Linked DNA regions of Homo sapiens: region 1 is linked to region 2. Evidence: chromatin loops called from intact Hi-C (ENCODE). Cell type or tissue: endothelial cell of umbilical vein. All regions are shown on one strand. Each heading gives the region's core, and the rest is flanking DNA. Links, peaks and the distances in the headings are about the cores only.

Region 1 (5,387 bases), core at 72-5,071, 1.0 Mb before region 2:
TAAAAAGTTGTTTTTAACCTCTTAGATTAAATTAGAAAATGTATGCATAAATGTTTTGCACCTGGAAGGCCCTCAGTAAATGCTGTTCCGCTTTTTTCCTTAAAAGGCTGCTGCTCCTTCAATTTGGTATGCTGACATCCAGTGGTGGTGCTGTGGCATTAGTGTGTGAGTTTCACAGGAGCCACACTGCTTAGTCTTGCATCCTGGCTCATCCGTAGCTCACCCTGTAACTTTGGGCAAGGTTACCTCACTGTCTTGTATTTCAGTTTTCTCATCTATAAAATTAAGATGATAATAATCATAGTACCTGCCCTACAGGGACATTGCAAAAATTAAATGAGTTAGGCCCTTAGAAATGGGCCTGGTATATGCTAGGTACAGTTGGCCCTTGAACAAAATGAGTTTGAACTGTGTGGGTCCACTTATACTTGGATTTTATTCTGCCTCTGCCTGTCCAAGACAGTAAGACCAACCCCTCTTCTTCCTCCTCCGCAGCCTACTGAATGTGAAGACTATGAAGATGAAGACCTTTATGATGATCCACTTTCACTTAATGAAGGGTCAATATATTTTCTCTTTCTTATGATTTTCTTAATCATGTTTTTTCTCTAGCTTACTTTAAGAATACAGTGTATAATACATATAACATATACAATATGTGTTAATTGACTGTTTATATTATCAATAAGGCTTCCAGTCAACAGTGGGCTATCAGCAGCTGAGTTTTTGGGGAGTCAAAAATCATATGTGGATTTTTGACTTTGCAGGGCTCAGTGCCCATCATGTCCACATTGTTCAAAGCTCAACTGTACTTTATTACAGTGTCTTTTATTGTTAATTTGCAATCTAATAAGATCTGGACTGTTTTTTTTGGGCCTACCAGATCTGACTATAGATTTTTTGTTCTTGATACCTGTATAGGACAGGAATGATGATTAAAACATACTTCTCAATATGTGTCATTGCCAAGTCAGTTTCTCTTCCTGCATCCCTTCTAACACCAACATTAGGCCATGAGGCTTTGTGCCCATGGGAGCAATGGCGTAGGGGAGGTCCTGTCCAAGAAATAAAGCACTTTAGGGGAGGAGATTGCAGACCAAAGAGGAAGGCACAGATGTCGGATGCCTGTGTCCTCATGTCCTCCTCCCGTTAAGAGAATTCATGGAATACCAGTGGCTACTGTCATGCTCAACAAAGCAAGCACTGAGTTTAGTTACCTCCCAGGCCAAAGGAATACAGAGCAATGAATATACTTTCTGAAGAGGAAGAGTCAGGGGTTTCTGTGCACTAGGAAGGGAGGAGGTTCTTGGTGTTTATGGTGATTCATAATTGAAAGATTTTACTCTGGCAAAGTCCGAATGTGTCGTTAATCTGTGTATGCTTGGTTAAAACAAGCCCAGTTGCTCATTGGTTAGGAATGTTAGGTCCAGTAAGGGTCTGAGGAACTGGGGTCACTCCCAGTTCTTAGTTGCCCATCTGTGTTCTTTGGGTAGTGGTGGTGGTATTGCTAAAGGTCATGGTTATTTTACAACTTCAACTGGTTAAAATCTGTTGTAGTGAAACAAAGCAAGTGCAGCTGTCAGAAGAAAATATTGTTTTCTCCTTTGATAAGGTGGAGGCTTGGGAAGGAGGCTTGGGAAATAGAGCAGGTTGTGACAGATATACACTGCTATGAAAGGGAGCATACTGGGCTAGTGGCCCTTTCCTCTAGCTCCCCTGGTAATCTTGGGAAGGGAGGCTGCAAGACTTGAGGAGAAGCTGGCTTTGGCTTGGCAGTGTGTCCAATGTGTCTGGGGAGCCATAGCAGCTTGGCTTTGGGGATCTGAGGCAGAGCTCCGAGCTCCCTGAAGCCTGCTGTAGTGTAGACTCTAGCAGAGAATAATTGCATAATGACCCCAAAGGCCAGATGGGACAAGTAGTATCCCAAAAGGCAAAAGGTCAGGAGTGGGCCAGACCAGCCACCAGCAATGAATAGGCCACACTGTGAAGGTCATAGCCCTCTTTTCCATCACCATGAGCTGTTTGGGGAGAGAGAATGAACAGAATTCTCTTTCTCTCTCAAAAAATGAAAGATCAAAAGACATGGTATGAAAGGGAAGAGCCTGAGATAATATTAATTGGCAAGTTTGTTTTTTCACCTGCTTCTTAACAGGATCCAAGCTTGGAGGAAAAATAGATCAGTCATAGGAAATGAGCCACACTTTCCTTGAAAAGCTGAGTAGTAGTGTGCAAATTTATGATTCTGCTATATACATATAATTCAATATTTATATGAAAACATTTAAACTTAATGTTCTATAATTTGAAAGTGAACAAACCACTAAATTCCATTTCAGGGTCTTTATCACATGTTACCATTCCAGCCCTCTGTCTAATCCCCTCATGTGGCTATAGAGCTGTAAATGAGCCGTGAGTCCTCAGTGACCTGTGTGTCCTCTCTGTTCAGCCCTCTCGCAGGCTTCAGGTTGCTCAGGATCAAAGCCTCTGCTAGCTTTGTTTTCCCCTAGAAAGTCTCTTTCTTTTTGGTCTCTTCCTCTGAGTAACCAAGAAGAGGAGCAAGAGACTGCATCTACTTCTTCACTAAAATCAGAAGATTTTCTACCCAAGAGGGAATGTGCAAAACCCTCTTTCTTCTTGAAAAGAATAATAGGTGTGTAATTTGGGTCTCTCCAATCACATGAGTTTCTCTCTCACTTTTTCCCCCAAAGAGTGGAATGGAAGTGACTTTTTCCCTCTTCTGTTTGCTGTCTTAAGCTGAAAATTGCATGAAGCATGATCTGCAAGCAACAGAATGTTAGGTACTTAACTGAGGTTGTCCCTAAATGTGGCCTCAACAACGGCCTGTTTTCATTTCGTTAATTGGCCATACTTATACCAGGCATCATTCATTCGGGTCCTTTAGAAATGGTTTCTTAATGAGATTTAAAGTTATTCTGAACAAGGATTAACAGCATATGAAAATGTTTTCTTTACAATCGCACTAGGTAGAGGAATCTTGTTCCCATACTTTCTTTCTTTTTGTATATTCCTGTTTCCAGATAATCAGGGTCAACAGCAGTTTAACTCAAACTCAACTGACCTTTGCAAACTGCTTGTTATTTTACTGTGAGATGTTTTCCTGGCCCTTACCTACCTTAGAGAGAGCCAGTTAACCTACCCAATTTTTAAAGAATTCTCAATAGAGCAGGATTCCATGGCTTCCTTTGAGGTTTCAGCCTGTGGTTCCTCAAACGTTAGGAAGCTATTTCTAATACTTTATACTCCAATCACTCATGTGGCTCTTTAAGACTCTTAGCTGGTCCTCAGCAGAGATGGAAAACAGCTGCTCCCCACCACCTGTGCCTGGGAACTCGTTCACATTTTGGAAGGCCATTGAATCATGCCTCAGCTTATGAAATGAAGTCTTACAAAATGGGGTTTTAGGAGATTAAACCAGATAAATGCTTGGAGTCTTTTGGTAGCTACAGTGGTCAGACATCCTGAATTTCAATAATAATAGTGTAACATTTATTGAGTATTTTGTGTCAGACACATGCATTCTATGTATGTATACTTTCTATGCAGTATATAGTATTGTGATTTCAACATATATTAGGAATAAAAAACTGAATAGAGAGGTGAGGTAACTTGTCCAAACATACACAGCTAGTAAGGATGGAGCTGGAATTAGAATCCAGGTAGTCTGATCTCAGAATCTGGGCCCTTAGCCACATTATCCCTGGGCATGTGTACATTTGTTCACTGATTTATCAAATATTAATTGAATGGCACGTCAGGCATTGCTGTTTTCCCAACAAAAATGGTTCCGACACTTAAAATACTTACAGTCTAGTGGGAGAGACAGACATGTAAACATAGAAATTTCTGCATAATGTGAGAACTGTTCTAAATATATGTACAAATAACTTTGTAGCTTCAATCCCTTAATAATATAGGAATTTCACATATTTAATTTTGAGGGAAGTATATAATATGTTCAAATTATATCATCCCTATAGGCTAAGATGAAAGTGAAGTTCACTGCTAGCTGTGTAGAGTAGCATACCTGTTGGCCAAGTTTAAAGTGGCCTTAAGATGTGGTGGATGCAGACAAAGTCTGGATAAACAAGGGTAATAGTGTACTGTGATCACAAATACCACCATGATCTATGAAAGGACGATGATCTGATTTAGACTTGCCAAATTGCCGTTGCAGAAATTCTTCCTGCTTCTCCATGCTCTTGATTTGGAGGCAGGAAAGGACTGTGAATGTTGCAATGGAATGCGTTTGAAGGCAAGGGCCCCAGGTGAGGAGTGTATATGGTTTTGTGTGTTGCACATATGTGGGTGCCATCCCATGAAGCTCATTTTGGAATGTCTCTTTTCCCCAGTCTCCACTCCTAGCCTCTTTCACTTCCCCTTCCTCGCAATTACTCTTTATTGCCAAGAGAAGATTACGCAGAAGACAGCCTCTCCATGAAGCATCTTCCAAGTGGCTGATACTACGAAGACTCCATAAAGTCCCACTTACCAGCACAGGATGGAACAGATCCTATGTCAATACATCCAGACTTTTGGCTAGAAAATTTTAGCTAATTTTTGTGTTTCCCCAAACTGGTTCTTAGAAATCCAAGGCCTTGACTTTTAAAACTTGTCTCTGAGTTTTAAGGGCTCATTTTGGAATGTAAAAGATAATCACTGTTTTTCATTGTTTTGGTGTTCTACAATCATGATTTGGGATCATGAGAAAACCTCATTGTCCTGGAGTGAAAATAATTTGAGTTTTGTGCTTCAAGATTTCATTCCACTTCTTTGAGTATTTGGATAAATGCCCATGAATTAAGTAAGAACCAATGAGAGCCTTAGAGTCATGATTTCTTTATTTAATTTTTCAGCTGCTTCTCTTTGCAAACAACAACAACAAACCAACCCCAAGCCCACAGATGGCGTTAGTCATCCTAATAATACACATCAATTAAAACTGTGAGTCGGGATCCAGCCTCATTTGCTTTGAGCAACAGGTATATTACTGACGAGTTGCAGATACATTGACATTTTCTAAATCAAATTAATTTTTAAAGGCACTGGAGTAGCTTGCAATTTAAAGGTAATTGTTATTAACCCCCTGAAATAAAGAGTTATTTGTAAAGAAAACAATCGTTCCCAATTTCTCACTTTGTAGATGCTGACTTTGTAGTCTTGGGGGAAGATACTGTAGTAAGAAGGAGAAGACTTTCAGTTCCAGGCTCACATTTTCTGCTAGCTAGATGGTTGGCTTTAAGTATGTCAATTGAATCTCTCAGTGCCCCCAAACATCTCAGCTAAAATCTTGGGACTTGCTGAATCAACAAACATTTATTTAGGACCTTCTATGGGATACAGAGGTGAGATCAAAGTCCTAGCCCTCA
Region 2 (5,387 bases), core at 225-5,224:
TGGGACATGTTGAGTTTGAGGTGTCTGTAGGACATATAAGTAGATGTCCAAGCAAGCATATTGAGGTTTTGTTACTTGTGGGAGAGATCCTGGCCAGGTATATAGACTTGGCTGTCATCAGAATAATGCTTTCTCCTTTCTTCTTTACTGTTTGATGTGTTAGTAAAGGACTAGAGAACTGTTTACAAATGGTTTGGTTTTCTTCTTTGTGTTTGACTTTTTGTAAAAATGTGAACCTAAGATCATGACTTAATATATTCACTCCAATATGTTCATGGATATATGGAGATAGATATGTAGAACTAAACTAGGCAAAGACGTTTCAAAGGTAAAAAAGACATAGTTCCTGACCCCAAGGCACTTATTATTTCATGTAGAAGTGGAGAAAAAGATGGTCAGTTTATGTCCTATCTTCTTTTCCCTAATTATTAATCCATTGCATTGTGTTTTATTTGAGCTCAGAGAGTATGTCATCATGGCAGGTCTAGCAGTTCATTTTAAGTCCATAGTGATCTCTCTGTCCAAAGACATGATTGTACATCCCAAGAGACTGATTAGAGACTGGGTGGATAGACTTCTGTGTGAATTTTGATGACTCGAGGACATCTGGCTTGAGCAGTAGACTGGGGTGGGGGTTGGGGTAGATCCTGGAATGCAGGGTTTTGGTGGGCTTCAGGGTGGCTGTGCTTCATTTGCCCCACATCAAGCCTTCTTTCCTGTAGATCCTAAGCTGTCTCCAAAAGCTGGGATTTGATTAGCTTGCATTTGATTTCTTTGCTGCCTAATGAACTGCTTCTGTCATTCTAGCCGTGATGTCATTAGCATCTCATTGCCTTGGGCAGCAACTCAGGAGAGAGATTCTTAAGCAGCCTCAGAATCCTATAGGAATTGTACCAATTTACTTCCTAACAACTAATTCACCTCATGGCCTGTCAGTTACCACCAGAAGAGCAGACCCTGCATGAGAATGGGCCGGTCACTTTTGTCACCCTCATGTGCTCCTGAATTTAGGTGGGCCACTATATACATGCCTAAGGCCATGTGCACATCCACAATGACATGTTGAGCTTTAAGGACGCGATATTCTCATACCACAATATTCTATTGGGGAAACTCATCCACTGTATGCTGTAGGATACAGATTTAGCCTAAAGCAAATGACATTTATTTATAGCAAGCTGTATTTGCAAAATGCTTTGCAGTTTTAGGATTGTTAACTACATTCCAGGTTGGATGTTCTTCTATTTGTAAGAAACTGAAGTGTCCTGACTGGACTCCGGACCTTCCCTGACAACAGTGGAGTGAATTCTGCAAACAGAGGTGGGAGGGAGCCACACCTGGGTATTCTTTATCAAAAGGCACCTTTGTCAATTATAAGATTTTGAGACCTTAATTGTAGCTTATTTCTTCTGTCCAGAGAGGCAGTGTATTTATTGGACTAGAATATTTATTTTGCTAAAAGACAGCATAGTGTCTCCAACCTCTAGAGCAGTTCTACTCAGACTCTAGAGGGTAGAAGAGGGAAGATGCCCTAAAGAACTGTAATAGGTGTGGGCAGTGGAGGGGGTGAGCCATTGATTCACAAGGAAGTAAGGCAGGGTCTTCTTCTGCAACACTCCACACACAAACCTCCCCCACTGTTCACTCCCACACAGGAGGAGTTAAAAGCAACGGTCAAAGATCAGCCTCTCCTGAAGCTTTTAGGACCTGAACGACTCTCACTTACCACAGACGTGATGGTTATAGGTGCTCTCTTTGGGCTAAGGGAGATTTATCTGGGCTTTCACCATTGGACTCCATCATTTTAAAGAGTACTTCCCAATTGTATCTTTAACTGAACATAGGAAATGCATTTCTTCTTTGAAAAATCTCCCTCACACACACATCTCTATTCTTTGCTGGAAACTGAATAGATAGCTTTTGGGAGCTTGCTGCTCATCACTCCTGTGCAAATCCAGCTCCTCTCCAGACAGCCCCATCCTGTTTGGCGAGGGGACCAGAAGGCAGTGGGTCTTGGCCTCCGGCGGGGCTCTTTTTATGTGGACCTGAAGGTTTTCCGGAGACAGAAAATATGATTCTGAATTAAAACAAGAGTTTGGTGGGTTCCCTCCACGGATTTCTACATCCTTCCCATTCCTCTCTACTCCCTAATCTTGCTAGGTATCTAGAACTGAAGGGCTTTGAGGGGGATTCGCTGCATCTTGATTTTAATTGGGATCGCCAGAAAACAGTAGCAAGGGGAGCAACCCCTCAGATGTTTACAGCTATGACAGGACCCAGCGATGGCCAGCTGGAGGGCAGGAAGGCCCTCGGACCCTCAGCTCCGGAGTGTTTGTGGTCGCAGCGCCCTCTAGTGGCCGCATTTGTCATGAGCACGGTACATGCTTAGTAATGAGAGGAGGGGGCGTGGGGAGCATGCCTGGGTATTTGGGGATTTAAGGTGCGAGAAAAGGCACTGGTGGCATATTACTTCCCCTTTGAAGTAGTGTTTACTCCATGTTAAGGATATTGGGGGTAGGGGTTATTTTCCCTTCGGAATTTAATTTTCCTTTAATTATCCTGTCATCATCTATGCCCCTCTATATTTTTCTCTGTCGGGTAAATGTTACGGAATTGTTTTAGTCTCTAATTTTTTATTCTCCGGTTAAAGAAAAATTGTACCTCCACAACATTTTTTTAAAGTAGCCGTGTGTTACTTTTTCATAGTTTATTTTCTACAGTGCCAAAGTGAGATTTATCCATTTTTTTTTCCTCCCGCTCACGAAAGTCATTTTAGACTTATATCACCATCTAGCGGTCATGTCGTGGAAATTCTTTTCCCAGACTCGAACAAATTCTCAACAAGGAGGGCTGCGGGTCAGTTAGGAAATGCGTATAATTAGAAGGTGGGTAAGAGCCAACCAGGAGACCCTCAAGCCCTCTGGCAAGACTTGCATGGCGAAATTTCAATAATCTTTTTTGAAAAGAAACTGTATCTTTACTGATTTTTTTTTGGTGGGGGGGCCGGGATTTTACTTACTGCCTTTTTTTTTTTTTTTTTTTTTTTGAGACGGAGTCTTGCTCTGTAGCCCAGGCTGGAATGCAGTGGCGTGATCTCGGCTCACTGAAACCTCCACCTGCCGAGTTCAAGCGATTCTCTTGCCTCAGCCTCCCGAGTAGCTGGGATTACAGGCGTGCGCCACCATGCCGAGCTAATTTTTGTACTTTTAGTAGAGACGGGGTTTCACCATGTTGGCCAGGCTGGTCTCGAACTCTTGACTTCGTGATCCACCCGCCTTGGCCTCCCAAAGTGCTGGGATTACAAGAGTGAGCCACCACGTCCGCCCTTTACTTACTTTCTTAATGAAGTAGAGTTTGCTGACAAAAAAGCACTGGGTTTCTGAAATGCTTGAGCCCTTTTCCATACATTGCATGAAACAGCTTCAGAGAGACCACTGGGCTTTGGGGAATGATGGACACACACAGAACACTCATTCTGTTCCTCTCAGACTCATCAGAATGTGATGCTTGATAGGCTGGATCTTTGGAGGCACTGGTTGTAAGGATTTGCAAAGTGGTTCCAGAAGGTGATTATGAGCTACAACTCATCGACTTCATAAAAAGAGTTCTCTCTTATGGGGTGCAGAGAGCTCTCTGCTATTCTGTTCTTGATTGCTATGTAATATGAGCCCATTTAGAAATGCCATGAGGCATTAATGAAGGGCTGTTTGCCCAGAAATCACACCAAGGATCAAAGACCTCACCCCACCCGCACTCGCTCCGCCCAATCCGTACAGTATATTGAAAAAGATTGGGGGCCTGGTGAGGGGCTGGAGGAGGGGGGAGTCTTGGGTCAGCTTGTGGCCACTTTGCAAATACCCGTAGCCACACAGTTGACTGGGTTGCGTAAGCCTCCCTGTCAGTGAAAATTTAGTCATGGGTGAAGTGATTTGAGGGCTAGTTCTATTTGAAGCCGTCATTCTTATTTTTGGTTTGAGTAGTTATACAGTTCTCTTATAATCAAGGAAGGGTTTGAGCTTGGCTCTGGGTCGATTATTAAACAAAATGCAAGTATGCGATGAATTATATGCCATATTTATAGTCATAGAGTCCTTTGCCTTAACGTGCTAGGTAAAACTTCCTCATTGTTTCCTCTGGGAAACAACAATGCTGAAATGCCTCGTGATGTTTCTAAATGGGCTCATATTACATAGCAAACAAGAAGGGAATCACAAAGAGCTCCCTGGACCCCATAAGAGAGAACTCTTTTATAAAGTCGATGAGTCATATCTACAATCACCTTCGGGTACCACTTTAAAAATCCTTCCAACCAGTGCCTCCAAAGGTCCAGCCCATTGTCCATTGCATTCTTCATGAGTCTGAGAGGGCCAGAATGAATGTCCTGTATATATCCAGGATGTCCAAAAGCTTAGTGGTCTCTCTGAAGCTGTTTCACATTCAGGACTACAACTGTGCAAAAAGAAGTGATGAATCTCAGAAACCCAGTGCTTTTTTGTCAGCAAACACTACTTCAATCTTCCTTTAGAATTAATAAGTTAAATGGAGAATCATGAGGACTGGGAAGAGAAATGCCAAGCAGTGCTTTCTTGTATAAAGAACAAACCATTATTCTCTGGTAGGCAATTCCTATGTTTGTCACCAAAAGTAGACCAAAAGATTCTTTAACTATCCTTTACTCAACAAACAAAATTGATGTGGACCCATCTCTCAAGTTTTGGAGTGCAAATCTTTTTGAAAAAGTCAAAATTCCCTTCCCATCTTCAATACATTGATTAATAATGAAGCAGAGTTCTATTCTTCTTCCTCTCTGACCTAAAAGACTTAAGAATCAGACAAAAGTGGATTCAAATCCCAGCTCTCACAATCTACTAGCTGTGGGACCTTGAAGCTCTTGGCCTCATTTTCCTCATCTATAAACTGAGTATAATGATAGAACGCCATGCAGAGAGTTATCATAAAGGTTAAAGTAGACCTTGAATGGATCTCACTTTTATAGTACAGGCTTCCTAAATCTTAGCTATATTTATAATTAAAACTATTATGATGATGGTTTGCCATTTGTTAGCCATTGTGTTATGTGCTTTATAAAAGGAATTGCCATTCATTCATTACCCAATGCTAGACATAGATACTATTCGTATCTTTACTTCATAGATGAAGAAATTGAGTCATAGAACAATCACTGTTATGGTTTGTATTCTTGCTGAGGGTCATCAGCATGGAGCCCGATCCCTCTAGAGATTCAGTGGAGCTGATGATTCTCAGAAAAGGAACAACCTAGATTCTCACTGAAAAGGGCCATTTCCAACTCTGTGTGTCGCTGGGAGGTTGGGTGCCCCAAATTAAGTGGGATGGCAGAATCACATTCTTACCCCTTCAGTGGCTGT

Evidence for each region. Peaks named below come from ENCODE experiments on the same cell type or tissue, not always from the same donor. Only the 100,000 strongest peaks of a DNase experiment are listed, where the experiment ranks them.
Region 1: it touches region 2 in a loop (6-fold over the local background); 14 of 110 quality-filtered maps call a loop at or near these places.

What each region holds. Positions count from the first base shown.
Region 1 is chr1:177,923,132-177,928,518 of GRCh38, reverse strand. No RefSeq gene overlaps it. Among named protein-coding and RNA genes, the nearest start is that of SEC16B, 44 kb to the left of the region's middle. In endothelial cell of umbilical vein, for the core only: no CTCF peak of the experiment used is centred there; DNase peaks (open chromatin) are centred at 1,408 and 2,098; H3K27ac peaks cover 3,357 bases.
Region 2 is chr1:176,894,934-176,900,320 of GRCh38, reverse strand. All of the region lies in intron 16 of ASTN1 (astrotactin 1), which reads left to right. Among named protein-coding and RNA genes, the nearest start is that of MIR488, 130 kb to the left of the region's middle. In endothelial cell of umbilical vein, for the core only: a CTCF peak has its summit at 2,367 (motif pointing left); a DNase peak (open chromatin) is centred at 2,780.